Linked DNA regions of Mus musculus: regions 1, 2, 4, 5, 6 and 7 are each linked to region 3. The links are chromatin loops, found by intact Hi-C in ENCODE. Cell type or tissue: gastrocnemius. All regions are shown on one strand. Links, peaks and the distances in the headings refer to the core of each region. The heading gives the core; the rest is flanking DNA. Region 1 holds the start of Cdc42bpa (CDC42 binding protein kinase alpha). Region 2 overlaps Gm37336 (a long non-coding RNA gene). Region 3 has its middle 19 kb from the start of Gm31668. Region 4 overlaps Psen2 (presenilin 2). Region 5 overlaps Cdc42bpa (CDC42 binding protein kinase alpha). Region 6 overlaps Cdc42bpa (CDC42 binding protein kinase alpha). Region 7 holds the start of Gm39712 (a long non-coding RNA gene).

Region 1 (4,417 bases), core at 224-4,223, 100 kb after region 3:
TATGCATGAACTCTGTACGAATCATAGTAAGTCCTGAACTCTGTATGAATCACAGTAAGTCCTACTATGTTTTTTACTCTGTTATTAATTAATTAATAATGTTTGTAGGTGTACATTTGTGTGAGGTTGTGAATGCATTGATATGGGACTTGCCCAGTAGGCTAATCTGGCAAACTAGTGAGCTCCAGGGGTCTGTCTGACTTTGTGTCCCTTGTGCAGAGGTTCCAAGTGCTCATGTTTGTGCTTAACTTCTTATGTGCTTTCTAGAGGAAATGAATACAGGTCCTCCCGCTTGCATGGCAAGAACCTTCTCTACAGAGCTATCTCCTCAGGTCCTGTTTGCCATTGTTGTAACTATGCTTATTCTTGAGTAAGAGGTACCAAGTTAAGCATAGGGCTGGTTGTTATAAATATTAATTGGTACACGGCTTCTTCTATTCTTAGCCCTGAGTTGGAGAGTGGATTGGAAAGCTTACACACTGTGGGCTGTTTAACCACACATGTCCTTTCTCAACCTACCATTATACCTTCTCGTCTTCCTTCTTTATTTTTATTTTTCCTGAAAGATAGGGGTTCATTGTCAACATCTTCACAAAACTCTGATTATTTCAACCACACTGGGTGTTTGCTGTGCAATACATTAAACCTCTGATTCTTAGACCGAGTCTCACAAAGACCTTCCCCAGGCTCTTTGCCTTAAGAGCACCCTGTGCCAGACAGCCTGGGTTTTGAGGTAGCACTTCAGGGGATGTACCACCACTGGGCCTGCCCCTTTCTTTGGCTTAAGCTCAGTTTCATTAACAAGCACGTTCACACTTCAACTAGAACATTTAAAATAACACCCGCACAATGTGTTTAGTGTTCAGTTAATTATTAAGTCTCTAAGCTTGAATTATTCAAGCAAAATTGATTGGGTTCAACCTTCTTCCTTCTCTTTGTGCTTTAAAAAAAAAACAAAATAAATTCTCTCCTCTCCTCTCTAAATAATTTGGAAAGGGTTATTTAATAAGTTTCAATACCCTGGTCTGTGGGTGGTACCCAAGGGCTAATTAGAATAGGTAGAAGGACAGGCAGCTTGAGTCTTTTGTTAAAAATTGTGTTTAAGACTGGGGTGCGGTTCAGTGGGCACAGCCTGTTTGCCACCCTGAATTCTTTTCCAAGCCCTGGGAAAAAAATAGCACCTGCAATCAATTCGTATATTTCTATTACTAGTTAGACATTTAAAGAGAACCGACAGGGTTCACCTTCCTCGACAACTGATTTCTAATTGTTTAAAAAAATTCATTTTACCTCTTTTATACGTGCATGCACATATCCCTGCGTGATTGTGGCGATCAGAGGGCAAGGCATGAGAATTGATTTCTCTACTTCTATCATGTTGGGCCTAGGGATGGAACTCGGGCTGTCTGGCTTGGCAGCAGGGGTTTTTCTTGCTGAACCATCTGGTCTCTGTGTGCTCTTTTAAAAAACTTTTAAAAACATTTTTATGACTTACTCTCCTGAGTAAATGAACTTGTTAAAAAATGTGTTGACTTCATTTTAAAAACTTGGTGAGGCTGAAGAACATTTCTTGACCTACATAGATGATTACAGACGATATAAAACTATCCCTTCCCATGCAACGTCTTTGTTAAAATGGTAGGGAAAAAAGACACCAATGGCAATGAAATAACAACAGTAACTAATGTCAAATGATATTATTTAGTTTAGGATCACATTTCACGTCTATAATTTTGTTACTAGTACAATTAAGGAACAGGCACACTCAAAGATTTCATGGCTGGAAATGATTAACCTTTTGTCTGAACCTATCAAGTATCACTCACATGTCAAGAACACATTGAAAATAATGCAGACCTTACTTATGCCAGCAAGAAGAGACTCGGAAAGTATACATTTCAGAAAAGATTCACTATATTCTGCGAATCACAGCAACTTTAACCTGAGCCGTCATTTTCTGACTTATCTAGGCCTTCGTTTCTGGTTCTCCCTGTTTTTGCATTACTGAGATGTAAGAATGATTCATTGCATGCGTTGCCACGGAAAACGGGTGTAGGGAAGGCATATAAAATAACCACGTTTTGGAGGAGGCGCTCACTTGGGGGTGGGGGCGATAACAGAAACGCAATATTCCGGTTTAGCTGTATCAAAAGTAGAACCTTCCATGAGCATTATGGAGGGAACTCTCTCAAAATCTAAGACCACAAAACCCTGAAAGGGCCCCACCAGCAGCAGGTGCCTTGGCTCTTCAGTGACTTGCTTTTTGCTGCATTGCTACCGGGCCGCAGAGTGGCTGTCCCCATACCTGAAAAGTGTGCTGACAGAGAGTTGTAGGTTTGGTGACAGTGACGAACTATGTTGATTGCGGGAGCTGAATCCCCAGGGGAGCTTGTCACCTTGGGTGAAGAATAACAGGCATGATCTAGGATATTTCTGGAGGAAAACATGCCAGGCTTCACATTGGGGGAAACTTTGGGAAACAGAAACGGGAATCCCTCTCCTTTGAGATCCCGCATGCACGACAGGGATGGTGAAGCAGACCAGTCTCTTATTATTTTTCCATCCTGGGGGAGTGACACAAACGCTGTGGATTAGGAACACCGGAAATTAGGAGTCTGGGGCGTGGGAAAGCCGAATGGGGGCAGGGTGGGCAGGTAAACAGCGTCTGGAGCGGCTGTCTTGTCTTAGAGCGGTTGGAAGCCGAGGGTACCCTTGCGGGACCGACGGCATCTCCGCAGAAGTGGAGGAAGAAGGCCGGCTGGGGGGTGGTCACCGCGGGGACCCCGGGCGGCGGCGAGGCACCGTGGCGCAGTTCCCAGCCCGTGCCTCACCGAGCCAACCCGTTCCACACCCGAGTCGCCCCGGGGGACCCCGCTTCCCTGGCTGCGGCAGCCGCAGCGCCGCGGGCCGAGGCGATCCCCCTCCCCCGGGGCTCGGGCTCGGCTGGGCCGCAGCGCGCCGCTTCCAGCGGGGTCGGGGGGCGGGGCGCGCCGCCATTTTGGATCCGGACGGTCCGCGAGCCTCCGCCTGCGCGCCGCGGCGCCGGGAGCGGCCTCGGGGAGCCTAGGGCGCGGGCGCGGGCGGCGCGGGCGCGAGCGGCGCGGGCGGGAGGGCGGGCGGGGGAGGCGGGCAGAGGAGGAAGGGAGTGGTTGGGAGCCGGGCTGCGGCAGCCTCAGGTCTCCTCAGCGGCGGCAGCGCCCCCTCCTCCCGCGCCTCAGCCGCCTGCGTCCGTCGGGAAAGATGCCCTCAGCCCAAGGCTGGGAAGAAGGGACTCGAGTCGCCGCCCGAACCGCGGCTGCCGCCCGCGTCCTCTGAATTCGTCAGCGCAGCCCCTCGCCGAGGGGCGGCGGCGGCGGCGGCCGCAGGGCGCGAGCGGGAGCCCGGGCGCTGCGCCCGGCGGCACGGCGCGGCCCGCCAGCGGCCTCCGGCATGGAGCGGGCTCGCGCGGCCAAGTAGCCGCCGCCCCCGGAGCCCGGCGCGAGAGCCGCCCGCAGCCCGCCTCATCCCGGCTGCGCCGCCGGCCAGGCCCCGGGAGAAGCCGGGAGGAAGATGACGCGTCCTCGCCGCAGTCCGCTGGAAGCAAGACTCGCTGCAAAGCCCTAGGAAGAAAGAGCTCGGAGCGGAGGCTCGGCGTGCTCCGAGCCGAGCCGGGAGAACTGCTCCGGCAGCTGCCCTCCCTTTGCCGCGGAGGACTCGCCCAGGCGCTATCCGAGTGGAGGTTGGGAGCATTTGCAGAATTTTTGGCTTTCCCTCCCCCTCCATACGTTGCCCCCTCCTCCTTTTTCAATTTTTCTTCTTCCCGGGAAGTGAATTGCTGATGCCAAGGGGACTTTATTCATTAATGATGCAACTGGATTCGTTTCAGGATTATGTTGCACGAATTGAATTTTGAATGAAGGAGTTTTTTTTTTTTTTTTTAAGGAGTGTTGACTCTTTAGTTCGTTGTACTTTTAATTATTATTTTATTTAAATGTACAATTTAATTGTATTATTCTCTTAAAATATTAAATCTATATTTTATGGAAACTCACCCTCAAGATATATATGTTTATGGGTGAAATTGGAGACGCTTCCGTTAAGTGAGGTGACTGGTGTATTGGATGTTTAATTCAGCACCGGCATTGCATGACAGTTGTTGAAATAACAAGTGGTTTATTTTTAAAAACCACATCTTTAAACTTTTAGGTTCAGATAGTAACAGTAGACATCGTAAGGGCATTTAAAAGAAAACCAGCAGAAATCGAAGCAAACATGTCCGGAGAAGTGCGTTTGAGGCAGTTGGAGCAGTTTATTTTAGATGGGCCAGCTCAGACCAATGGGCAGTGCTTCAGTGTGGAGACGCTACTGGACATCCTCATCTGTCTTTACGATGAATGCAATAATTCTCCATTGAGAAGAGAGAAGAACATTCTTGAAT
Region 2 (4,417 bases), core at 235-4,234, 360 kb after region 3:
AGACCCCTTAGGTTTTCCTTAATGCTGTGTTTTATAAAAAGATGAAGGCAAGAAGAAATATGTTTTGGTAGAGGTGCAGTCAGGTGTGGGGAAAGGGGTGCCTCCATGGGCCCATGCTGAGGCACCCCTTCCCTGTGAGGGACCAGTATAGAATAGAGTTTATTCAGGACATGGGGAGGGGAGTTGAGAGGGTAGTAGAGACAGAGAAAGGTGGGGGAGGGGCGAGGATAGAGGCCTGCCATGAGCACAGGAAGGGGGGGGGGGGGAGGATGGGGAGAGAGGGGAAGGGGCAAGAGGACAGAGCAGGGAGCAATAAGGAGGAGGGGGAGAGGAGAGGGCAAATAGCCCTTTCATAGTGAGTCAGGCACACCTGGCTGTTGCCAGGTAACTGTGGAGCGGAGCCTAGACAAAATGCTAACATTTAATAAGGAGAAGGAAACAATAACCAGGAGAGAAAGTTAAGGGACAGTTTGGGTTCTGAAGAGACCATAAGAAAGCAAAGCACCTTGTTGTTCCAGAATGTCTCCGTCTTCTGACCTGGGTATCCAAGGGTACTGAGCGGGGTCATAGGAAGTTAATTTTTATCTTTAGGAAACACTGTTAAAGCAGAAATGTTGTGGGAAGGCTGGAGAGGCCCACACTGTCAACTTGCTTGTCAAAAAGACTACAAGAACTGAATCTAAAAGGCATGCACAGGTGAACTAGACATTAGCATGGTAGCCGGCTAAAGAGATGATCAAACAAATGGACTTGAATATCCGGAAGGGTGGAAACTAACCGCTAAGAGCCAGTTTGTCATCCAGACCAGGTTAGCTTTAACAATGTCCATATTCTTAAGAAGTGTATCCCAAGCAATCATTTAAAACATTGTAGAGGATACAGATCCTTGTGCACACAAGCCAGCACTAGGGAAAGCAAGAAAGTGAAACACGCAGGCTTATCTCTTCAAAGAATGGAGACCTTTGCCTGTCTCCACTCAGAATGCTAGCAAGGGCTGCAGGGGGCTGGCGAGATGGCTCAGCGGTTAAGAGCATCGACTCTTCTTCCAGAGGTCCTGAGTTCAATTCCCAGCAACCACATGGTGACTCACAACCGTCTGTAATGGGATTCGATGCTCTCTTCTAGTGTGTGTCTAAAGACAGCTACAGTGCACTCATATACATAAAATAAACAAAATAAGTGTTTAAGAAAAAAGGAACGGCTGCAGTTTACAACCTGATGATCTTTTGTTACCTTAGGGCCAGGCTTCACCCGAATCCCCCAACGGATGGATGAAGAAAACATGCATACAATGTAATGCCCTAAAGAGTAGCCTTAATAATAAGGGGATCTTTTAATCTGCTGTAACATAGCTGAACCTGGAAGGCATGGCGTTAAGTGAGCCAGGCACAGAAAGACAAACACCAGATGATCTTGCCTATGTGCAGAATCTAAGCAGGCTGCCTTTTGCCATGTGATCCTCACAACTTCATATTATTATTATTATTGCCTCTGGCAGTGAAGGAAATGGAGAACTTAAGCACCTCCAAAGTTTACACATGGTAGAAGCAGGACCAAACCAAACCTTGCCTTGATCTTCGAAACCCAGATTTTCTTAGTTATCAAACCTATGGTAACAAGGACTACTGATATTTATGTATCATTGGGGAAACTAACCTGACATTGAATACCTAGCAGGGAGGGAGAAATATGTCAAGGCTGGGGTTACAGTAATGGAGGAAGAGCAGGGACCAGAAAATGGGCAGTGTGGGACCTAGACCCTTACCTTGTGACTTTACTTCCTACTGGCCCACATTTGATCACATTAGGTTACTTTAAGGCTGTTTGGAGAAGTCTCTAAGGGGAGCCAAGGGGCTGCATTAAGTAGCCTCAAAGCCTTGCTTTCCATTGCTAGAGTCCCCGTAACCTGCTATGATGCCAACATGAAGCCCTGGTTATGGGTAAAATTTCACCTGTGCCCCCAACGTTCGCCCAAGCCAGGGTAAAGACATGGGTAACATGGGCGCACTCCCTCTCCCCTCCCCACTTCGCTGCACCTGTGTGTTAAAGGTGTGGCTTCCAGCCTGTGGAGACATTGGACCCTTTAGGCGGTTCCTAGAGGAGGGGCATTAGGTCCCTGGAAGTAAGTCTTGAACAGATGGGTGCCTTACCTCTCTATTTCCTGACAGCCATGAGTTGAATTGGGTTCTCCTATCCATACCCATTCCTCCCATGATGCACTGTGTTGTCACAGGCGTCAGAGCAACAAAGCCAGCAACCATGGGCCAAAGCATCTGAAACCACAATCCCAAATACACCTTTTGGCTACACAGAGTTACTCACAGAGGTGGAGAGCATGCTAAGGCAGCTTTTGATGACTGTGTTGTTAAACACTGGTTGGTTCCAGACCACTCCCACAAGAACCAATACTTCCAGGTTAAACTGAGACTGGAAAGGGGCGCTATGAGCCGCTGTGTCCCGTGGAACTAATGTGTGTTCACCAAATATCCCCAGCAAAGTGGTCAGGCTCATGCCTGGGCCTCGATAACATCCTGATGCTTTCTCCAAGGAGATGGGTGTGAAAACAGAGCTAAATCCCCCACAGAGCGAGAACCTAGACTATGACTTTGTCCAGGACTGAGCCAGATCCTGGAAGAAGCTAGAGGCAGCAGACTGTATGGACCTCCTGGGGTGAAGACCTAAGAGGCTCACAGCAGGATCTGCTGCCCTCCTGTGGCGCGCTGAAGAATAGCATGGCTTCCAGGTCACCAGAGCACAGCAGCCTTCTTAGGGGGTGGGGTGTGTGTACACACCTGCTCAGTCTTTCTGAAACATACTGGCCTCAGGGCCTCTCACACAGGTAGAAGTTCTTCAGGGCTCTAAAACCCATTTTGTGTGTTAATTCTATCCTAGTAGAAATGGCAGGTCAGAATTTTAAAAAGTTATGGACTGATTCCTTTAAACAAATAAGCACCGTATTAACATAAACAACGATTTTATCAAAATAGTTCTGGAAAAAAACTTGAATGAAAAGATTGACACGTAGTTACACTTGTGCAACTTTTCAAAGATTCATTTTTTTGTTACTTTGTTATGTGTGTACCGTGTATGCAAGTGCCCAAGAAGTCCAGAAGACAGTGGCAGCTCTCCGGAAGGAAGCCAGGGATACAGGTGGTTGTGAGCTGCCATGTAGGTGCTGGAACCAAACCCAGGTCCTCTGGGAGAGAAGCATGCACTCTTGTTTCCCCTGCACACATGTCTGTGCACTGTGTACATGCCCTGTGTCCAAAGAGGCCAAAGGAGAGAGCTAGACGGCTTGGATCTGGAGTGATTGATGGTTGCGACCCATGGTTTATGCGCTCAGAATCAAACCTGAGCCCTCAGGAAGAGCAGAGCCCCTAACCAGTGAGTGAGTCATCTCTCCAACCCCTTTTGCAGTTTTTCTACGGTTCTTCTTAATATTACATCATGTGTGTATGCACATGTGCGTGTGCATATATATACATGCCATGGCACATGTGTAAAGGTCAGAGGGCAACATATATGAGCCAGTTTTCTGTTTCCATTGTCAGGAATTCAGGGATCAAACTCAGGTCACCAGGCTTGGCAGCAAGCACCTTTACATTTACACACGGCGCCATCTCGCTGGTCCGATATAATTATCTTTTTTATAGACCAGAATAGAGTTACAGAAGCCAGCTCTATTCTCTTCATAATTCAATCCTTCATGCTGCCCTGCAGCGCATGGCTTCTGGGAAACCTGTGCACACCGGTGTGAGAAGAAGAATGAGAACCCAACGTTAGATAACGTTATTAAGGCATCATCTTGCCTTCCAGGCTCCGAGGACCACAGTTTGAAAGCCACTGCTGTCAAGTTTAAACTTGGCGTTGAGCGGACTCTGGTTTTCTCTGTCAGGGCATCAATTCCTCAGCCAATAATAAACCTGAAGAGGAGGGACCCTGGCCAGGGAGGCTGCCCAGACCTCTGAGGAGCAGAGCTCACCTAGATGGGGGGGGGAGGGGGGAAGAAGCATCATGCCCCTGCCTCCCTGTCTCCCAGCTCACCCTGTCACACAGAGCCTGCCTCCCTGTCTCCCAGCTCACCCTGTCACACAGAGCCTGCCTCCCTGCCTCCCTGTCTCCCAGCTCACCCTGTCACACAGAGGCTGGGCAGTACCCAGGTGGCCTGACTCCAAGGGGAAGCTTCCAGCACGAAGAGGAGAGCCTCCTGATTGATTAACGGACTTTAGATGTAGGACAGAAAGAACTGGGGAGCTGGGTAAGAGCCAGCATGGTGGCATAGGCATATAACCTCAGCATTTTGGAGGTGGAGGCAGAACGATCTGGAGATTAAAGTCATTCTAGGGTATAAATTTGAGGTCAGCCAGGGTGGTAGGACACCCTGCCCCAGCTCTCCCCCTATCCAACTCCCCCTCAC
Region 3 (4,417 bases), core at 183-4,182:
ATTTATTTGTTTTATGTATATGAGTACACTGTAGCTGTCTTCAGACACAGTAGAAGAGGGCATCAGATCCCATTGCAGATGGTTGTGAGCCACCATGTGGTTGTTGGGAGTTGAACTCAGGACTTCTATGAAGAGCAGTCAGTGCTCTTACCAGCTGAACCATCTCTCCAGCCCTGCAGTTTGCATTCCTTACCAGGAAGAATAGAAGACAATGTGCTGGTAATATGCACTTTTTCTTCTTGTATAACAACACAATTTAATTTTTGCCATGACTTTAATTTAGTTTTTAAAACCCTTAAATTGCATTTTATGTGTTTGAGTGTTTTGCCTGCATGTATATCTGTGTACCATGTATATGCCTGGTCTCCTAAGAAGCCAGAAGAAGGCATCAGATCCTTTGGGACTGGAGTTACAGTTGATTGTTAGCCTACAAGTGGCCTTAACCACTGAGACATCTCTCTAGTCCTGGGTCTTTAACTCTAGAGCCATGGGTAGTCTCTGCATAGAGCTGTGGTCTGACGTTGTCTTCTCTATGATAATATACTGTGTACACCCGGCTCCACACTATTCTTCCTATCGTGGTTGTTTATAGCAAATGTTAAACAGTGTCTTAAATTGTTGATTATTTATTTATTTATTTATTGCTTTTCGAGACAGGGTTTCTCTGTATAGCCCTGGCTGTCCTGGAACTCACTCTGTAGACCAGGCTGGCCTCGAACTCAGAAATCTGCCTGTCTCTGCCTCCCAAGTGCTGCGATTAAAGGCATGCACCACCACTGCCTGGTGATGATTTTATTTTCCATACTATGCTTTGGGAGATTTTTTTTTTAATAAAGAAAAATTTCCTCACTAATGTTACATGCCCCCCCCCCCGCCAGATAGTCAAACTAGAGACTTTATTATTTTTTTTTCCTACAAAGACTTCAGATCCAGTACTTTTTTACATACTTAAAAATGACCTAAAATGACCTATAGGGAAAATCTAGTAAGCTACAGCAAACAACAGATACTTGCATATATATATGCATATATATGTATATTATCATGATACAATTTATAATAATCAAGTTATACAATTAGCCTAGGGCCTACCAATAGTGAATGGGCAAAGAAAACATATATGTACACTGGATTGTCATCTAGCCATAAAGAACAAAATCATGTTGTTTACAGAAAACTGTCTAGAACTGGAGATCATCACATCAAACAAAATAAGCTAAACTCAGACAAATATTGCATAGTTTTGCTTGTTGTTTGAGATAGGGCCTCATGGAGCCCAGGTTGGCCTTGAACTTGGTGGAATTCGCTATGTTGCAGAGTATGGTATAGAACCCCTGAACATCCTGCCTTGGTATTTCAAGACTTTCCCACCAAGCCAACTTAACAAAATTTCTTTAATAAGCAGAACATTGATTTTTTTTTTTTAAAGAAAAGCATTAAATAGAAGGGAACTATTTGAAAGGAAGCGGGGACCAGGACAAAAGAGATTCATAAGGAGGGGTAAATGTGATTAATATACATTATAAGCATTAGGAAAATGTCACAATGAAACCCGTTATTTTGTACAGTTAATCTACACAGACGGAAAGCGGGAAATAATGACTTATCTGCAAAGACAGGCAAATTACAGATGCTTCTTGGCTTCTGATGGAGCTATGTTCTGATAAAGCCATTAAGCTGAGGACATGGTAACTGGAAAATATACCCATGCCTAGCTTACAAACATCCCGCTCTACAAGGCAGCATGGCCAGACTTGCGGGTGTTCACCTTCAGGATCTCTGGGCTGACCGGGAGCCCGGGCTTCCTGCTCCTGCCCAGCTTTGTGAGTGTTAGACCTCCTATTTAAAGGCCCGGGGCGGGGAGATCAAAACTGGGAAGTGAGGTGTCTACTGACTGCAAAACTTTCACATAATTAAAAAACTTAAAAAATATGAAGGTAGGATCTATCTGCGTAAACATTCGATAGGGAAAGAAGTGCTAAGGGTCCTAGGGGTCCCCTACGTGGGTGCCATTTGGGCTTTAATGTACTTCACCATTAGATGGCGCTATAGTAATAGACATAACAACTCAGTGACCAAGGCCTGGTCTTTTCACTCCAAGTAAGTTCAGAGAGTTCTAAATTGGCCTTTGTCAGCCCAGCAAAGGAGATTTGCTTCTGGAACCTCTGTGGTAAGACTCCATGGCAAGTCAGATGGAATGAATGCTAGAAACAGGGCTTTTTCTTCTTATTTTTTAAAACATATAAAAAAATCGTTATATGTATGCACGTGGGTGTCTATGTCTGGGAGCGTAGGTGCTCACTGAAGCCCTTGCGTCCCCTGGAGCTGCAGTTACACATGGTCATGCGCTGCCTTCTGTGGGTGCTGCGATCCTGACTTGGGTTCTCCGCAAGAGCTGTGTACACTTTAAACTGTAGACTCCTGCCCTTCTCCTCCCCCTTCTTCCTCCCCTCGCTCCCTCCTTCCCTCCCTCCCTCCCATCTTCTTTCTCTCACTCCCTTCCTTCTTCCCTCCCTGCCTCCCTCCTTCCTCTTCTTCCTCCTTGCTGGGAAGAATACTCAGGGCCTCGTGCAAGTCAGGCAGTCACTCAGCTACTGAGGTGCAGCTGTGCTCCAGAACTTGACTTCTGACTTCAGGATGCCCTGTGACCTCCAGACTCGGGGTCTGGAGCTTAAGCCCAGGAATGCTTCGTTAGACAGGTTGGGAGGCATTGTGAGACATCTTTGCATGTCTCCTGACGTTGTGACTCTTCTAAATGTGAATGCAAGAATGATAATGAATTAGTTTATGATTTTGCTTTTTGGAATAGAGTCTCAATGTATAGTTTAGGTGTCTGTGAACTCAGGTCCTGCTGTCTTTACAGTTCCTTACCACCATCCCCTGACAAAAATACTTTGTTGCCATCTATGGAGAGGGCTCCTGTTTATCCAACATCCAAACTGATACAATTCTTCCCACTAGTGTTTAACATCCTGTGTTTTCATCCTGTGTTAATTCTTTCATAAATGGATGGCTACGTATTTATCATTATTTATTTATTTATTTATTTATTTATTTGTAGCAGAGCAAATACACGGCAGCCTCTCACATTTGGGATGTGGGGAAGAAAAAAAATGGCTCTTCTCTGGTCCAGACCCTCTTCAGTTCCAAGCCACCTGCCCTTTGCTGTTCCCGACTTGTTTTCTACAGTGAGTCACAAGGTGTCCTCGTCAGGGATTCTGGGTCCCCAGAGGACATGGAAAACTGGGTCAAGGGAATACTCATGGCGGTTTAAAGGTTTTTCAAGAATGGCACGTTTGCTTTAATTTCTCACATAATTGAAAGGCTCCAATGGTATTAGAAAGTTAATGGGGCTGTGCGTGAGGCCGTAGAAATAGAAACAAATCCAGCTAGACCTACTTTCAGACAAAAAAAAACGAGTCCAAGAAGAAGGCACCGGTGAAACAAAGAGAACCGAGTAGGTTTTATTTAGAAATGTTTCCTGGCCTAGGAACCAGGGTTGCAGCCCCTCAGGGGGCCTTGAGGGACCTAAGCCTGCTGGGAGTTCAGGAGCTCGACATGTCACCCACAGGCTCACGGCCTGTTGACAAAGGGTGGCTCAGTTGGATGGCAGGCCTTGCTGTTAGTCTGTCCCACTGGGGGACCATGTCATCACCACAGCCAGGAGCTACTCTCTCTGTTCTGTGCTGGGCGCCATCCATCCTGCCTTGTCCTCCTAGGCTGGCACATTCCATGACAGTGAGAAAGTTGCCAGGGCAAACAAGCGAAAACCTTGTCTGTATGCCCACCGTGGGCAGAGAGCAAAGGACCTCCTGGCTCTTCCAACCTTCAGACCGATATCCACTACCTCTCTGTTTCTTTCTTAGGAAGTGGTTGCTGCCATCACAGTCTTTTACCTTCATTGGCCAGTGATCAGTGGGTGACCATGGGGCCACAGACACCCCACTGCTTGTGGGGCTGGAGATCTGGGTGCTCTGAAGGGAGGACACCTTACTTGCCTTTGGGCACTGGGAAAGACTAGTAGGAGCCAAGGCTTCTCTAGGCCCCAGAGTGGGTTTCTCCCCTAACACTCAGTCTGTCTCTGAATCGCAGACGTGTTCCCTCCCCACATCTGCTGAGAAATTACATTCCTGGAGAATCGCTGCTTCCTCGGGACGCTGGGAAATCTGCTGAGCTTCCTTGCAAGCATACCCAGGGTAGCCACTGCAGGGACCTTCCCAAGTAAAAAGGGCATCACACTCTTAAACACTCTTCATTGTGGCTTTACCCGGGAGTCTTACCTTCTAGCCACAGGCCACGATGAAACTATATAAGGGAGTAGCTACCAAATTTATTGTAGGTAAAACACCAATACATGTTAGCTTCAGATGGGGAAGGTGGGAGAGATCTGTAACGTGCAGCCTTTGCTTCTTTCTAT
Region 4 (4,000 bases), core at 1-4,000, 370 kb after region 3:
AAAAAAAAAAAGGAAGTGAGGGGCCAGGACTTGAGCCAAGCGACCCAGCAAGAGTGTCGTGATGAGAGATTCCCTCAGCTGCAGTATGCAGTATTGCAGACTAGCGACAAGATGGACTTCCTAGAAAAAGTCTGGGGGCATCGGGGTGTGGGGATGGGACCACGGACTGAGTGACTGGCAGCCTAGGCAGAAGCCTGGTACCTCAGGGAGTCACTTGGTTAGGAGAGACCACTGGGACTGCAGGCTGCGGTGCAGTTTGGCATAGCATCTGACTAAAGGTATTTTTAAATAAACTTGTGAAGCAGGCCATCTGAACGCGGGCACCTTACTTTCCTCCTCCTCCTCCAGCTCCTCCCCTGGGTAGCCAGGCAGGGGGGCTTCGAAGGCTTCAGGGTATGAGGGTTCTCCAAAACTGTCGTAGGAGTCTTCTTCTAAGTGTCCAGGAACAAAGGGCCGCCGTCATCGCCACCGTCATCATATAGCATGAAGAGTGGCAGGGAGAGACAAAGGCTGGTCAGATGGTACAAAAATCCAGAAGATTCGCCAGGTCCCTCCCATGTCAAGGCTCCCCGGAACTGCCCACCACCAACATCCAGCAAAACTGAGGTGGGAAACTAAGGCTCGGGAGGGGCAATCTACCCCTCACTCCCTCTCTGAGACAGGTGTCAGAGTCTGGCCGTCAGGCAGTGCCACTCTGCCATGCTGAACCTTAATTCACAGAGGGACCTGCCAAGCAAGGTGCAGTCAAGGCGTTCCCTGGACATGGCTGTGAACCCCATACTCACCCATCTCTGGGTCATAGGGGAGCTGCAGCGCTCCTTGAGAGGAGGGGTCCAGCTTTGCCATGCCCACCGTCCACACCATGGCAGCTACAGGAAGAGCAAAGGGACACAATGCCTCAGGTAGTACTGACCTGGAGGAAGTGGAGCCGGGCTATCTATGTCCCCAGAAAGCCTGCAGAGCACCTCTGTCCCGAGGCTGTGCTCAGGCTTGGCTGATCGAGGCTGGGGGTCAGGGGGAGGGGAGGGTGAAGTTCAGGGACACTGGCTAGGTGGGGACTGACATTTCACCTTTGTCCTTTTGCAATCCTCTCAAGCAACACTGGCAATAATGGTGCTCAGTGAGCGGCTTGGTGAACTGCATCTTTAAAAACGTGTCTTATTTTTCAGGCTTCAGTTTATTACAAAAAGGGAGGCGTGGAAATTGTTTACATGATGAAATAGCTCTTGTGGCACCATTTCAACAGTAATTTCGGTCTGCTCACTGTCCAGGAACGTCACTGCCTCCAAGTAAGAAATAATCTTTGTCGTCTAGAACTACTTTGGTGTCTCCGTGTTCTAGGAGACAAACCTGTCTCCAGCTTTCACACTGACCGGTTGAACCCCTCCACCCTTCCTTTAGAGCCCTGTCTACTACTACTATAACTACTACTCTTGCTTGCCAAATTCTTTCATGGGATTTTTCTGAACTTAAAATGCTGCCTTTGGTTACAGTTACAGCTGCCCTCCTTCAATCAAGACTGTCAAAAGGCAGAAGAAACCTAAAAGCCTGTCTGTCCTCAGGCCACTGCAGCTAGAACCTAGATTGTCTTTAAAAGGAAGTGCAACATAAAAATGTAACCATAGGGGTTAGAGAGAGGGCTGTGGTTAAAAACCGCTTGAAGAGGTCCTGGGTTCACTTCCCAGCACCCACATGGCAGCTCACAAGAGTCTGTAACTTCAATTCAACGGGAATCCAATGCCCTCTTGTGGCCTCCATGGGTACTGCAGGCAAACTAACATTTGCAGGGCAAATCTTTTCAAAACAAGTTTTTAAAAATTCAGTCCTTGGAGGAGATGAAGGGGTTTGCAACCCCATAGGAAGAACAACAATGTCAACTAACCAGACCCCCCCCCAGAGCTCCCAGGGACTAAACTACCAACCAAGAGTACACATGAAGGGACCTATGGGCTCCAGCTGCATATGTAGCAGAGGATGGCCTTATCTGACATCAGTGGGAGGAGAAGCTCTTGGCTCTGTGGAAGCTCAATGCCCCAGCATAGGGGGATGCTAGAGCAGTGAGGCGGGAGTGGGTGGGTGGGTAGGGAGCACCCTCATAGAGGCAAGGGGAGGTGGGATGGAATGGTGGGGTTTGAGGAGGGGAAACCGGGAAGGGGGGCATTTGAAATGTAAATTAATAAAACAACCAATTTTTTAAAAAAAGGAAATGATTTTCAGTCCTGAGGCTGAAGAGCTGGCTCGGTGGCTGAGAGCACTTGCTGCTCAATCATGAGAAGCAGGGCTCACACTCCTGTGCCCTTTAACAAGCCAGTGGCCCTGTAAATGCCTCTCATACTAGCTCTGAGGGAGCGGATGTCTTCCTTCTGGCCTCTGTACATGGGGTGTATGCATGATCGTATGCTCATACAGACACGTATGCACACCCAAACTAAACACTTTTAAATGCAGTGCCTGCATCCCTGTGTATTCAGATCTGCGAAAAAAAACCCAGCTCTAAACCTTACAAGATGGGAATCCAAGCTCACTGATGGTCCCTCCCTGCCTCGGCCACTGTATCAAGCACCCACTCTATTTTACGTCTGTGACTTTGCCTCCTCTTGCTGCCTCCTTAATCACACCATGCCTGTCCTTTTGTCGATAGCTCAATTCACTTATCCCAGGGTCCTCAAGGCTCGCCCATATCACGTGGGTCAGAGTTTCCTTCTTTTGTAAGGGGAAATGATACTCTGTTGTATGGAATTACCATATTTCAGTCATCCACTGACACTTGGAGCTTTGAATTCCTGTGAATGAAACTGATACAGACACAATGTGCACATGCTTGTTTGAACTCTGCCTGCTTTGATCCTCTTGGGTATATGGGCACAATGGAACAACTCACTGAACTGTCTCTCTCCAGCTTAGCCTCTCTTCAGAGTTTATTACTTCCTGTTTCCAGTTCCCTGCTGAGATTTCCACACTCCACAAAATCCAAAGCCCAGGCTTAATATCGCCCCCCCCCACATACCCACACCCACACAGCATCCCTGGCTCACCAGCCTGGCCCCTTCTCTGCAAAAGGCAATATGTCTTCCTTGTTCCTCGGATACAAAGCACTGCCATTAACCTTGGCTCCGTCTTACAACCCCAGCAAGTCTTGCTTGCAAACTGCCCCAGAATTCACGGCACCCCACAGTCTCCACTGGGCCCTTCCTGGGTTGTTTCTCCGTGTCCAAACCGGCTCTGGATTGTGCTGCTGTCCCAGTCTTTCAGGGGCTTACATTTCCTTCAGGAAGATGGGCCATTGTGTCACACTGTGGTCTGCAGGGCTCATACTGTCCAGACCTTCCCCTCCTACCTTTCCTGTCTGCTCTAGTCGCACTGGACTCTCTCCCTGAGCACACCTAGCCCCAGCCCACGCCCAAGCCTACCTCGGGGTCTTTGTACCAGCTGCCTCCCTTTCCTCACCCGCTGGCCTCCAGATTTGTACCTAATGCTAACCCCTACATAAGAAGTCAGGTTTTTCTGGTCAAGTGTGAGCTATGAATGAGGTCTGCTTGGCCATCTTTTGCAAAACTTGGCTGTGAAGTCCTTGACCTCTAGCCCTCCCTTGTCTTCAACAGAGCACCTGCCACCTTCTGTAAAATACCTACTTACATCCATCTACTTCCTTAGTTTACCTCCATCCTCCATCCAAGAATGAATTCTCTATGGATACAAACCTCCTTTGCACATAAGGAAACGCCCAGCCTCAGGCACTCAGACTGACCAGAGCCATCTGCCCCTTATCCTTAGAACATTTCTGGGACATGCTTTCAAGCCAAGGGGCATGCTGCAGGCAATTCTCCACTCTAAGCTTCATTCATCGTCTATTGGGATTACCCGGCTCAGCAGCGGGCTTCCAGGGTACCCGAGGCACCAGAACCCCAGAATCACAGGCTCTATACTCAGATAGCGGCCACTGCTACCACAGGGAGTGAACATCACTGGTGAACTCACATAACCATGCCTCCTGTGAGAC
Region 5 (4,417 bases), core at 228-4,227, 300 kb after region 3:
TCAAATGTCTGCATTCTCTGGGTTTTGCTCTGCCCTGCACCCCTTTTCTAGTTGAAAGCACTGAGTAGGGCAGGTCCCAGACTCATGCTCCCTGGTACAACTGTGACTGAGCTATGAAGTGCAGCAGGAGGAAGCTTCATGTTCCAGAGCTAGTAAGATTCATGAACATGACACATGGCGCAGGAAGAAAGGTTTGTCAAGAAAATAATTTTAATTGACTCTCCTTCAGATAGGCTAACTCAGGTCTCTTAAGTAAATAATTTCAACTGTAGACAACGCAGTTTCGTTATCTGCAAATGTCCATGTAATTCTGCAGCCCACTTACAGCTAACCATGTAACGTTGCAAACCAAAAGCTGCCTATTGGTAAGTACTCCTTGGCAGGGATGACATTCATTTCCTCTCAGGGCTTCAGAGCCCTGCTGGTGAGAAAGACTGGGACTCGATTGCTCCCTGCCCTCTATCATTCTGTTCAAGATGCCTAGAGAACCAGAGTAAAAGGCAAATGTCCACACAAAACTGGCTGAAGAGTATTCCTCTCCTTTGTGTTTTAGAACCCACGGCCTCAGGAAAGCCGGACAGTATTCAGTGGCTCCGTCAGTATTCCCTCCATCACCAAGTCCCGCCCTGAGCCAGGCCGCTCCATGAGTGCCAGCAGCGGCCTGTCTGCACGTAAGTGGCCGGGCGGGGAGGGGAGAGGAGCTGAGGAGGTGAGACCACAAAGAAAAGGTATCCCTTGCCCAGGAGCAACTTCCTGGTAGAGATGATGGGGACCTGTGTCTACCAGAAGGGACTGTACAGTGATGCCCGCAGCAGCATGCCCGAGTGTGTGGGAACATGTGCACAGAGTTAGTTCATCGTGGCTGGGATAGTTCCTGCATGTAAGATGGTAGTTACAGATTGCCATCAACTTTGAGTGTCCAGCAGACACTGTACACTTGACACCAGAGACCTCAGCAAAGCCTTCTTTATTCCCAAACCACTGATGGCCGAGCAGCTAAATACACTACATCCATTTTCCTATTTCAAAGTCCTTCAGTCAGAAGACATACTCGTTATCCTCATTCTTGGACTTCCCTGGTACTTTTGTTTATTCAGTAAATACTGGTTTCTATACGTGCCTTGTTTCCATATATTGTGAGGTTCAGTTATGCTATATTCATCACTACTGACAACATAACAACTTACCCCACAACTTAGAACCATAAAATAGCAAGCAAACAAGCTGGGCATGCCAGCACAGGGCTGACGCAAGAGAAGAGCAAGTGTCCAGGCTGAGCCATGTCACAGAACTCTGACAAGAAAGGTTGGAGGAGGCAGGGAAGAGACGAGGGGGCGAGAAGGAGCCACACACCACAGCATGTGTTTATTTACCTCATGAGCTTTCTGAGAGTCAGAATGGTTTGGGCTTTTTCATAACACTGTTGACATCTTTATTTGCCAATCAGAAATAACTTGGGGGCAGGGTCACTTAGCATCTAAGTGCAGACTCTCTCATCTCTGGGGCAACCAGTCTTGGGAACCCAATTTTAGTTTTAGAATACAAACAGCATCAGGCTAACCTACTACAACCATTTGGCAAGGACCTAGGTACTATATTTCTAGAACACCAGTTTACAAGCAGTAGTGGTAGTGTCTGGAAGGAGTCAGGGATGGTGAGGCTGTGAGGGCTTAGGGAGGGAAGGGCCTCGGGGGCATTGAGAACAGTCTGCCGGGTGTGCTTCTGCAGTGCCTTCTGAGCACTGACACAGTTGGTGGTCAGTAGCTGGACATACAATTGTATGGTGACAGTTTTGTTGGATTCTTAATGTAAAAGGCAGTTAACAAAATCAGTAATACATTGAAACAGTCTATAACTCAGTGTCCTTCACCAGTCATGAAACTTAATAAAATTAAAACTTTTCTTAAGCAAAGACTAAAGCATAATGAGAAACGTGGAACACTTTTAAATGGGCACTAACAGTACTTGTCATGTTTCCAAGGGTTCTTCTCTTGTTGTCAGTGCCACTGGTCCCCTTGCTATATGTCCCAGCTCTTAGGTCAGCATTTGAGGGTGCCCTCAAAGTAACCCCCAAAGTGTTCCTCTCAAGCTATGAAATAAGAGTGCTTTCTTGTGTTCTGTTTTCTATGAGAGTTTCTGAAAGGCAGCATTTGCCTGGGGATGGCTGTGTGCTTCTGAGAGTGCAGCCCATGTCTTAGGAGCCTCTGTGAGGTCTGGGTAGGCAGATGCCCCATCTGTTAGAAGAAAGCCCAACATGTCTGTGGTATGACGATGCTGAGGGCACCCTGGCAATGGCAGATGGCACTGGAAGGATTCCATGGGCACCACAGGGCCTGGGGACTGCTGTCTAAACACCAGTAGTCCCATAGCCAGAGGACAACAGAAACAACCTTCCGCATGGGACTTCTGTCTTCTTGGAAGCCTGTACACTTTATAGAGGTGTGGCCTCTTCTGAATACATAGTTCTTCCCAACCATTGTCCTGTAGGGTCGTCAGCCCAGAATGGCAGTGCACTAAAGAGGGAATTCTCTGGAGGAAGCTATAACACAAAGCGACAGCCCATGCCCTCTCCCTCGGAGGGCTCTTTGTCATCAGGAGGCATGGACCAAGGAAGTGACGCCCCTGCGAGGGACTATGATGGAGAGGTGAATGGGCCATGGATGGTGGCTGCACCTGCCATGCATGCTTAAGGCCAATGTTTCGTCCAGGCTGATCTACTCCCTGCCCCTTTGCATGTGCCTCTGAAGGGAGGGCAAGGCCTGTCACGGGTGTGTAAACTGTGGCTTTCCAGAAGCTTCAGGCTTCTAATCACCTTTCAATGAAGGGTTCAGCAGTTTTCATGTGTGTGCATCCTCCAGTCATCTCATGGAGGAGCTGTCTGCTGACACGCATGGGTGGTTGGGTTGTGGGTACTGGAGAGGCCTGGGGCAGTGATTGTTCTCTGTTCCTTTGCTTCTCACCAACGCTTTGTTTGTTTTGCAGGACTCTGATTCTCCAAGGCATTCCACAGCTTCCAACAGCTCTAACCTGAGCAGCCCCCCAAGTCCCATTTCACCCCAAAAGACCAAGAGCCTCTCCCTGGAGAGCACAGACCGCGGGAGCTGGGATCCATGAGCCCAGGACCGGTGACTGCAGGCAGGGACTCTGCACTCCCACTCCGACAACGTGCCTGGCAGCAGCCTTGCCTTCCGCACTGCTGCAATGGGGATTCCTCCGCAGCCAGGCCCGCTTCACCCTCCCCTCAACCCCCAGGTAGCTTCTGTAGACAGACTGCGCAGACGCAGCGCTAAGAGTAGACCGGTTGTGTTCTCACCGTAGCCCTCACGTAGCGCCCAGCAGCCTCCATGAGCGTCAGCCAACTGTTGCCAGGAAGTAAACCCTCACGAATTAAAACAATGCATATTTTACTACAATACAGAGTTTAAATAAATACATAGATGTAGAAGTTAAATACTGAATGTAAATAGTCAAAGAAGCATCTTGTGTTTGATGAAAGATGGATGCGTATATAAGAAAGATCATTTAATTTAAAGAAATGTGTTGTTTCTTGTCTGTTTCCCAGCTATGTCATATACAGGGTAGAAAGGCCTCAAGTGACACTGTAAAGAGATCAGAAGTCAGGTCCCCATGGTGTCTCTTCTCAAGCCTAGGCAGGCTGAGGTCACAGGGAAATCTAAGGAATGTTTGGAGATTAGTGCCATTGGTGGGATGTGACCTGAACACCACCGGGGGTGGTGAAGCCACTCCAGAGGCTCACTTGCTCTGAGGCATCTTGCCTCTGGTTCTCAGACCATGTCCCCCACTTACAATATTTTGGTATCTCGCACAGATGAATGTGAAACAATTCTGCCACCTTCCAGCCCTTCCCATCCTAACGGGGAATTCGTGGCTTCTGAAGATTATGGGATGGTCACGCAGCTACTTTTCTGTCCCTGCCAAACCTTGCCCCCTCTAGGTTGCAATGAGGAGTCTCTGGATTAAGCACAACTTCCCTGTTGGTTAAGGGTAGTTTTAAACACACTGCTGGGGACAGGTCTCCTTACTAAATCACAGAAAACCTCAGAAGCATAGGCTTGAATGGCCTTGACCAAATATGCCTTCCCACGTGAGGGGACGGTGGGGCTTGTGGTGTGCTGGCCACCGTGGACTGTGAGCCAGCTTCCCCTCTGGATATCTACTGCTGCACTTGTCCCAGGAAGCATGAGGAGACCACAGAGTCCTCTACTCAGACGTCCTCCAGCTACGCACACAGGAGGGGACAGGTGGAAACTAGTGCTCATGACGTAAAGAGGCCCTGCCTCTCTTAATCCTCTCCTCTTCCGGGATGGAAAAGCCACCATTTCTCCCCACTTTAAGCCACATCTGAAATAGATCTCCAAGCTGACCTTTACACAGCTGCCAGGCCCTGCAGGTCAGA
Region 6 (4,417 bases), core at 245-4,244, 260 kb after region 3:
ACAGTATACAAAATCTTATGGGTATAGGAAAAACAATCAGGGAAACAATATAAAACTCAAGATTAATTATTTTACTAATGAAGAATTTTTGGGTGTTTGTTGTCTTTTTCCAGGTTGGCTGATGCTTACATTGTTTGTCCTTTTTGATTTACCAGATTTACTAGTATTTTTTTTGAGAACTTTTGTTCTTCTTTTTACATGTACCTAGCTCAGCGCATGTCATAACTCTATGATATAAACCTCTTATACAATTTTTCCATAATGTGGACATTATAAGGGTGATGATTTAGTAAAAATAAACTCAGAATGTGACTTATTTTAGTAAAGGCATTTTACATAGAATTACCAAAAATCCATTTTTCTGCCAATGGCCATCATCAATTACTGGATTAATATATGGGCTTTGTTTTTAGCTGAGAGTTTTCTTATTATTTTCCATACCCACAACACAGAGAGGGTTGGGTCTGGTTGGGTCTTTAATGCCAGCTTATACTAGGGAGAACAAACGAGCCACATAAAAGCACTAAATTACTGTATGGCACCTTTTTTCAATGATTGAATTTTTTATTTTAAGATTTATTTATTTTATGTATTCACCATTGCTGTCTTCAGACACACCAGAAATGGGCATCAGACCCCATTGTAGATGGTCGTGAGCCACCATGTGGTTGCTGCGAATTGAACTCAGGACCTCTGGAAGAGCAGTCAGTGCTCTTAACCACTGAGCCATCTCTCCAGCCCATTGATTGAATTTCTTAATGGCAAAAGTGTATAAGAACTAACAATTCCAGGATAAGCCATCCTGCTAAATGATCATGCTTGATTTTAATTCATACACAGCAGAGAAGTATATTAAGGAAGAAAAACAATATGTAATATAGGTGCCTGTAGTCCTAAAAGCAGTTTAACCAGAATGACACCTGTGCCAAATAAAAGCAACAGATCAAATTGACTGCATTATTTTTATATTATATCCAAACTTAAAAGACTTTGAAGTTCCTGGCACATGAAAGCACATTAAACAAAGCATTTCTTATTTAGAATATTGCAAAATGTCATTATGTTACAGCATGATATATTGTGCTATATAACTGAGTTTACAAAATGAGGGCAAAATCCTTTTCTATATTTTATTTACTATTTTATTCCCAATATCTAGAAAAGTATCTGCTACATTTGTGTGTATGTGTGGAGAGAGAGAGTGACAGAGAGAGAGAGACAGAGAGACAGAGAGAGAGACAGAGACAGAGAGACAGAGAAAGAGAGAGAAACAGAGAGAGACAGAGAGTGGTGGGGGAGATGGTGCATGCCTTGGCATCCATACAGAGGATAGAAAACAACCTTCAGAATTTAGTTTTCTCACCTGTGGGTCTTAGAGATTGAACTTAGGTCTTTAGGCTTGGCGCAAGAGCCTTTAGCTGCTGAGCCATCTCAGCTGTTCATAATAGGCTCATAATAAATATTTGTTGATTAAATATTTTCACTGTCTGTTAGAAAATTATGATAGAATAATATTAATATTGAGAAGCACATAAATCAGTGATTGGGAGACAACTGTGTAAAATGCTTACTTTGCAAGCATGAGTGTCTGATTTCAGATTCTGAGTACCTACATTCCCATCACCCAGGAGTGATACACCTAAAATCCCAGCACTGAGAGAGAAGGAAAACAAAAAACAAAAACAAAACCCTGGAGTTCACTGACAAGTCATTTTAACCAAATGTGAGCTTTAGTTTTAGTGAGAGACCATGTTTCAAACACAAAACAAAACCAAATGAAGGACAAGGGAAGATACCCAGCAACTGCCCTTAGACCTCTAAATGTAATGCATGACCGTACACCCAAATATAAATACAGAGAGCACCTGTCCTGTAACACAAACCAGTTGGCAAGTCTTCATGATAGAAAAGTCAAAGCTGCACAGTAGGGGCTGGAGAGAAGTCTCAGCAGTTCAGAGCAGAGGGATGGGGTGGGGGATGAGGGTGGGGTGGGGCTTCTAGAAGACCAGGTTTAATCTCCAGCACCCAGAGTAGCCCACAGCATTCTGTAACTCCAGTCCCAGGGTTCTGATGCCTCCTCCTGGCCTCCACAGGCACTGCATGCACATGGTGTACAGACACACATGAAGGAAAAACATTCATAGATACGAAAATTTTTTAAATTAATTATGATAGGCTATTTCTGCTTTACTTCCTCTAATATTTACTATCATCCTTGTATTTAGAGAATTTTTAAGATAGAAATTTAAATTTATCATAGTCAAAAAGTATATGTACATTTAAAAAAAATAATTGGAGAAAAAATGAATTTTGGATTCTTCATTCTTCAGGAAGCTAATACCTGAAATAGGAAAAAATGTAATTAACTATATTTGCTTTATTAATGAAATAAATATTACATTTCATAAATGCTGAAAAGATTATTTTTAAAAAAGTATTTCAAAAGATGTACCTTGTTTGGCTGGTAAATGAATTTAGAAAAGTCAAAGATAGACAAGCTTCTACTTTTATGTTATTTTTCAAACTGCCCAAAAAATATTTTATTTTATTATGACATATTAGATCAGTGGTTCTCAACCTTCCTAATGCTGTGGTCTTAAAACAGCTCCTCATGTTGTGATGACCTCAACCATAAAATTATTTCATTGCTAGCTCATAATTGTAATTTGCTACTGTTATGAATCTTAACGTGAATATCTGATACACAGGGTATGGATATCTGTGAAAGGGTTGCTTGACCCCCAAAAGGGTCATGAGCCACAGGTTGAGAACTGGTGTATGAGACAGAGAAGGTAACTAGTGACTGAGCACTGTCATGTAAGCTAGTCTAGTTTAACTGTTACAGAGTCTGGGAAACACTTGTGTAGTTTGGTTTTTTAACTATGTAGAGTTAACATGATCAATTTTGAAACATAGTAGCTTTATTTTTAAAAACTTTAATAGATTGAGACAAGAGAGGTTATCCATGAAAGTTATTTTTAGTTGTTCTACTTTAAAAAAAAAGTTGCTGCTGTTTTCTAGGTATAGAGCACCAAGACTCACAGCATTCTTTCTTGGCATTTTTGAATACGCCTACCGATGCTCTGGACCAATTTGAAGTAAGTAACTACACTGAAGACCCTTGGGTCTACATACAGCTTGCTCTGGGACCTAAATTTACCTGCAGTAAAACTTTAATTGCAGCTGCATAAGAGAACCTAGCATCATATGAATAAGTGAATAGAAACATGTAAGGGAGGAATATCTGCATTCTTATGGAAGTATGACAACATTTGTATGTAATAAAAACACCTAAGAGTCTGAAACTAAAAGCTGTTATTAGACTTTAAAACAGTTTCAGCTTCAACCCCCTGAAGAAACGGTGAAAGCAAGGAAAAAAATCCCAATTTTTGAAATAATTTTCCTTTTCTCCAAAGATTGGAGGCACAGTAAAAATAAGTGAAAGCAAGAGCACGCTCTCTAGCTCACTGCCGCTCGTGTTCCAAGTCAGCTCCAGGAGTGTGCACTAGAGAATGCTGTTTGATAAAAGTACTAATCTACACTCTGTTAGCTGTACTCTGAAGTAGTGATTGTGTAGCTCTTTGCTCTTTGTCATTCTTTCCTTCTTATTTAAATATTTTGCTGAAAAAAATGTAATATAATGTCAAAGTATGTTTTATGTCAGAAAATATAAGTTATTGGTTATGGCCTTGTGCAGCCGTTAGAAATCCTGGAATCTCTGTGCAAGGCTCGGACCTAAGAACTGTAATGTGCAGTGAGCCCAGATCCCTCTCGTCGCTTCCATTCCCTCGGGAACAGTTAGGAGCAGATGCCCTGGTTCAGTTGTTATTTTCAGAAGTGCACCATTCACTTAGTTAGCGGCTTGCCGTGCACTGCCGTTTTATTACATTGGGGACAGTAACTGAATTTCATTTCTTGGGGAAGGGAGGAAGAATTTCTAAGCTCTTGACAGTGGTGACAGTAACTGCTTTTTTCATTTACTTATTGAACAAATGCCATTTGCCTTTCAGTTGTTTTGGATTTATTATTTGCTTGTATTAAATTGCTTCATCCATATTTTCTATTTTTTATTGCTGAATTCGTTAAATAGGATTCCCTTTCTTCTTCCTCATCCTCACTGATTGATTTTTTGGATGACGTAAGTCTTTGATTTTCAACCAATGCATCCTTCAATAAAAAAGATCAGTGAATTGATTTGAAGAATGTGCCTAGAAATGCAGTCAGTTTTAGAAATATAACTTGGAAATATATGTGAGCCAAATGCTTCCTTCTTATAAATATAGTGGTCTATCATTATTAAATGTGATACAGTTAAAAAAAAAACTTTTTAAAAAAATGCTTTGGCCTTTGGCAAATCTCTGTGTTTCCATTCTTTACCAGAAAGACTGGAATGCTTGCTTCCGCTCTGTCTCTGTCC
Region 7 (4,417 bases), core at 188-4,187, 550 kb after region 3:
CTCTGGCCCCTAACTCTGTAAAGTTCTCCTTAGGCAGTGTGTTGGGAGTGGCCCCCTCACCCATCTTGTCTGAGAGATAATCCCTAAGACTGAGTGCTGGGCCGATTGTCTGCTGCCCAGAGAGGGCCCTCAGTAAATTTCCATCTACCAGAAACTCAACCTTGTTTTTTTGCATTTACCAAAGTAAAAATAAAATCTCTGGGGAGACAGGGAGGGAGGGGGCCTGGGGAGGGTTGTGGGACAGCCGCAGTGCCTGGCTCTCTTTCCCAGACAAAGCTAAATGTCCCCTGTTCTCTGCCTTTTTCCATGAGGAAGTGTCCAGGAGAGGCCCACCCCACCCCCCTCGGCTCTTCCTGGTGGCCACTCCCAGCTTCCGACTATTGTTACCTCCCTCTCAGCCTTGTGAGTTGGAGGGAGGCTGAGGCGGGCCAGCTCCTGGTGCAGGCATGGGCTCTGTGTGGTCAGGCATTTCCCCATCTGCCACCTCCTCCTCCTCCTCCTCCTCCTCCTCCTCCTCCTCCTCTTCCTCCTCCTCCTCTTCACTGCTGTCATTTTTAGTTCTGGAAGGAGGAGAGAAGCCAAGCGGTGACCTTCACATCAGAGACAGCGATTGCTGGGCCACCTGGCAGGGAAACCCAGGAACATGAAGGGCACCTCAGCTCTCGGGCAGTAAAAACAAAGACTGGTTTGCAGGGATGGCAGTCCCCTTTGGCAGCAGCTCAGGAAAGTCAGGCTTGGGGGAGAAGAATTACCTGAAGCAAGGTCTCTAGTGCAAGATCTTTCTTTGCTGTGGTCCCTAGAGTCCCAGCTACATGCGATGGCTGTCCGTGAAAACATCCAAAGTCCCAGAGCAAGAGGGAAAGAGAAGAAAGTAGCCCAGACCCCAGACCTTTCCAGTCACGAGTGTTTTGGATAAGGGAGATAGACAGATGAGGGACAGGAAGATGGCATGTCCTGCAGGGTCTCAGGCACACAGAGAGTGGGGTGTGAAGTGAGTGGGGGAGGGGAGTATCCACAGTGGCCCCGAGGCTATGCTGGGACCCTCTTTCTCTGTGGGTGTTTAGGGAGCCACGGTGGCACTCCACGGCGGCAGGCCTGTCCTTGCCAGCTGTGTCCAGGGCCTTTCTCCAGGGTTCTGGCTGATAAGAGGAAGAGCGGTTTGTGGAGCATCCCGGGGAACAGTCTGGATACAGCCTTTGGTGTAGCAACTGAGCCTTAAGTTACAACAGAAAAAAAAAAAAAGGCAGCTAGGCAGGCCGGACCTTCTGGGGAGCCACACAAAAAAAGGCTTTCTGTCTGCCCAAAAGGTGCTGCTTAGGAGAATGGTGACAGACAGCTACCCCCTCAGCAAGGCGATGCCTTCCATGCCTGAGCAATCAGGGGTTGGTCCTGATGAAGAACAACCATCCTGGATCTCCTGTTCCAGGCCGGCAACAGATTCTGAAGGAGATACAGAGTATCCCTCTCCCAACAATAACATTGACCTAGACGCCTAACTTCTTCTCCTGATGGGTCACAAACAGCCAAACCACAGGGACACTAAAAATGCTCTGTAAGATCACCTTGGGGCTATGTGGATGCCGGGTGGATTGAAACAAGGAGTTTCACGTGTAGACTTGGGTCCAGTCTTTAAAAGCTACAACATGGTGTGTGTGCACACACTCTAAGACCTGGAAAAAAGTCTAAAGCATTTCTGGCCCCAGATATTTCGCATAAGGCGCGCTCAGCCTTCCTGGACTCACCTGTGTGTGCCTCAGCTCTCTTCCTAATCCCACCCTGCTCAGGCGATTCTTTAAAAAACGGCTCCAGGCTGCCCCCTGGTGGGCACAAAGCAAGGGCTGGGTGGGAAGGCGGGGCAAAACAAAAGAGGTTTCTTCGACAGGTTTGAAAGTCTTGCTTGTTAAAGGAGGAGGTGGTCAGTCTCGAGTACAGCCTTGCTTTTAGGTGTAGCTACCGGCCTTACCAATGGTGGGACTTTCTTTCTCAGGCCTTCTGTCCTCTCGGAGCGCAACACGCTGACCTTTGTGGCAGGCACGGTTTCTAAGCAGGCTCCAGGAAGGGGCATTGAGTGCCCTACCTGCCTGGGCCTGCACCACACCGCCCTCCCGGGGCCTCTGCCAGAAGAGCACAATGAACAAAGTTGGCCACAAGGCCTGGGAGAAGCACCAGGCTTTTCCCCAGAGAGGGCGGGCACCGATCACTAGGGAAACCCTAGCTGCTTTTATGGAAAGACCAAAAGAAAAAGAAGCTAAGAAGAAGGCATTTTTTTCCCAAACATGGTGAACGCAATGACTTTGTCCGACTTTTGCAAGAGGGAGCAGAAGGTCTAACCCAGAGTGAGCCCTTTCCTGTCCACTTTTTGTCCAGTGTGCCTTCCCCAAGTGTGTGTCAGCCAGGACCTTCTGGGAAAAGCCTGGGACTCAGAGGGAGGGGAGGGCAGGTCTCTTCAGGCCTCCCCCATCTGAAAGGTCAGTCTTGTGACAAAGTGACAAAGTGTTCGCTGTCTATGTGAGGCTGTTTTATAGCTAAGGGAGAGACGAGAGGGGCCCTGGGCATCCTGTTGGCTGAAACAAAATCTTCAGAATTAAATGGCAGAGAGCTGGAAGCCGTGCAACTTGGAGCAACACTAATGCCTCTGAACAAAATGGAAATAAGTATGTCAGCGCTGTGAGGCTCCATTGACGACAGCACCATACCTAGCAACGCCACAGACACTGAACCTCTGATTTGCCTGAGATTTCCCTGTGCGGGCACACGAACCTCGCGCATGCTCAGTCCAGCATTAGCCTGACAGGCTTTTAGGATCGTCGAAGGACAGTGATATTTCACAGTTACTTCCCCCTCATCACTCTTACCCTAGAAAGGGGGGAGCAGGAGAGAGGGGGTTTTTTTTCTTTAAAACTATCTAAAAATAAAAGCAGAGTTATCAAATCATTGAAATAAGAGAGAGTGCTGGAAGGAAAGTAGTAAGTTGGAGGAACGGGTCTGGCGGAAAGGGACTTTCCCAGAGTCTAGCCTCTTCGTGGAGTTGATTTTGTTGGCCCACAAAATATGTGCCCCCACCCCTCTCTAGGTGATGTCAGCCATTTGGGAATCTGCTTTCATAGAGTGGCTGGACCAATGGTTCTCAACCTGTGGGTCTCAACCCCCTTGGAAGGAGTTGAAAGACCTTTTTGCAGGGGTCACCTAAGACCATCCTGCATATCAGACATTTACGTTATAATTCATAACAGCAAAGTTAGAGTTATGAAGCAGCAACAAAAAAATAATTGTATGGTTGGGGATCGCCACCGCATGAGGAACTGTATTAAAAGGTCATATGAGGAAGGTTGAGAGCCACTGGTGTAGACAGAAGCAGGTGAAGCCCCTGGGCTCCTGGGGCTCCCACTATGTGGTCAGGACCTAGCACGGTGGCCCTGGAGGTGGTGCTTCATAAATAACCAATCACACGCTGGCTCAGCTCATGGCCACCCCACTTGCCCTCTGGCCCTTTGGAAATGCCTGGTGGATTATCGCCAGCACTCTGTCTGGAGGGAAACTAAAACAAACAAAAAGAATCAGAAGTCAAGACAAAGTGAGTATTTATGGCTCGCCTGAACTTGGCCATGTGCGGAGCAGAGCACGTGGTGGGAGGTTGGTCTGTATCACCGGGGATTCCACAGGCCCTCAGGGGACCCAGTTATAGGACCCGGTTTAACCGCAGTGAGACCTGGAAGAACAGTGGCTCCTTCTCACCCCAAAGCTTGGTGGCTCTAAGCTCCATCAGTCTGTTGCTGTAGGATCTAGGGAGTGTTTAGATATTTGGCCTCAGGAGACAGCATATTTCTTCCATTGTTCACTCATGGGGTGGTGAGTCCTGAACCTGCAGAGGCTCCATCAAGCAGGTGCTGGAAGGAGGGCAGGCTGGCAGTCAAGGATCCACCAGGGACTGCAGTGGCTCTCTCCAGGAGATCTGTCCTGCGGTAACCCATGTTGTGTCAAGCCTGAAGCCAGAGGCTCTTGACAGCCATGGTGAACCTTGCAGCAGAGGCCATACCTGCTTGGCCTTGGAAAGGTCATACTAGGCTACCCTCCCTGCCTGGACATTCCTACCACATTTGAAACAAGGGGCCCTTCAATTCCATTTTGTGCCAGGCCCTTGCTGATAACTACTGCACTGTGAAAGTAGGAAAGAGGCCCTTGTCCCCACACCCTGCCTCCTCTCATCCCTGATCCTGTCATTCCTCTTCCAACCACTTTGCAGAAGACACAAGCCATGACTCCTTCCTCTTTGTTTAAGTCACTACATCCCTGTAAAATATCTGTAGATGCCCGAAGGGAAAGGCCACCAGAGAGTGGCATGCCCTGGAAACTGTCCACCTCCCCCGAAGCCTACACAAACACAGAGTCAGACCCTACCGAGGCTTCCTCCCATGGG

What was found. Peaks named below come from ENCODE experiments on the same cell type or tissue, not always from the same donor. Only the 100,000 strongest peaks of a DNase experiment are listed, where the experiment ranks them.
Region 1: it touches region 3 in a loop (2.6-fold over the local background); 13 of 42 quality-filtered maps call a loop at or near these places.
Region 2: a loop joins it to region 3, with 5 times the contacts of the local background. A loop is called at or near these places in 30 of 42 quality-filtered maps.
Region 4: a loop joins it to region 3, with 4 times the contacts of the local background. A loop is called at or near these places in 8 of 42 quality-filtered maps.
Region 5: it touches region 3 in a loop (3.0-fold over the local background); 4 of 42 quality-filtered maps call a loop at or near these places.
Region 6: it touches region 3 in a loop (5-fold over the local background); 21 of 42 quality-filtered maps call a loop at or near these places.
Region 7: a loop joins it to region 3, with 2.5 times the contacts of the local background. A loop is called at or near these places in 5 of 42 quality-filtered maps.

Annotation. Positions count from the first base shown.
Region 1 is chr1:179,956,859-179,961,275 of GRCm38, forward strand. It overlaps Cdc42bpa (CDC42 binding protein kinase alpha), which reads left to right and starts at 3,902. Exons shown (of 37, transcript NM_001359541.1): 1 at 3,902-4,417. The coding sequence starts at 4,252. In gastrocnemius, for the core only: no CTCF peak of the experiment used is centred there; DNase peaks (open chromatin) are centred at 2,332, 3,046 and 3,576; H3K4me3 peaks cover 2,126 bases; H3K27ac peaks cover 2,923 bases.
Region 2 is chr1:180,212,541-180,216,957 of GRCm38, forward strand. All of the region lies in intron 1 of Gm37336 (a long non-coding RNA gene), which reads right to left. Among named protein-coding and RNA genes, the nearest start is that of Gm37336, 7.6 kb to the right of the region's middle. In gastrocnemius, for the core only: a CTCF peak has its summit at 2,722 (motif pointing left); a DNase peak (open chromatin) is centred at 2,695.
Region 3 is chr1:179,857,370-179,861,786 of GRCm38, forward strand. No RefSeq gene overlaps it. Among named protein-coding and RNA genes, the nearest start is that of Gm31668, 19 kb to the right of the region's middle. In gastrocnemius, for the core only: a CTCF peak has its summit at 2,035 (motif pointing right); a DNase peak (open chromatin) is centred at 2,019; H3K27ac peaks cover 1,208 bases.
Region 4 is chr1:180,229,057-180,233,056 of GRCm38, forward strand. Psen2 (presenilin 2) reads right to left here. Exons shown (of 11, transcript NM_001128605.1): 8 at 786-869; 9 at 330-431. Among named protein-coding and RNA genes, the nearest start is that of Gm37336, 8.7 kb to the left of the region's middle. In gastrocnemius, for the core only: a CTCF peak has its summit at 1,747 (motif pointing left); no DNase peak of the experiment used is centred there.
Region 5 is chr1:180,159,053-180,163,469 of GRCm38, forward strand. It overlaps Cdc42bpa (CDC42 binding protein kinase alpha), which reads left to right. Exons shown (of 37, transcript NM_001359541.1): 35 at 554-671; 36 at 2,488-2,645; 37 at 2,983-4,417. The coding sequence ends at 3,114. Among named protein-coding and RNA genes, the nearest start is that of Gm38331, 13 kb to the left of the region's middle. In gastrocnemius, for the core only: no CTCF peak of the experiment used is centred there; DNase peaks (open chromatin) are centred at 2,303 and 3,174; H3K27ac peaks cover 614 bases.
Region 6 is chr1:180,114,646-180,119,062 of GRCm38, forward strand. Cdc42bpa (CDC42 binding protein kinase alpha) reads left to right here. Exons shown (of 37, transcript NM_001359541.1): 21 at 3,022-3,098. Among named protein-coding and RNA genes, the nearest start is that of Gm38331, 31 kb to the right of the region's middle. In gastrocnemius, for the core only: a CTCF peak has its summit at 2,104 (motif pointing left); no DNase peak of the experiment used is centred there.
Region 7 is chr1:180,405,459-180,409,875 of GRCm38, forward strand. All of the region lies in intron 2 of Itpkb (inositol 1,4,5-trisphosphate 3-kinase B), which reads left to right. It overlaps Gm39712 (a long non-coding RNA gene), which reads right to left and starts at 2,955. Exons shown (of 5, transcript XR_003948302.1): 1 at 1-2,955. In gastrocnemius, for the core only: a CTCF peak has its summit at 1,830 (motif pointing left); DNase peaks (open chromatin) are centred at 1,815 and 2,092; H3K4me3 peaks cover 1,997 bases; H3K27ac peaks cover 4,000 bases.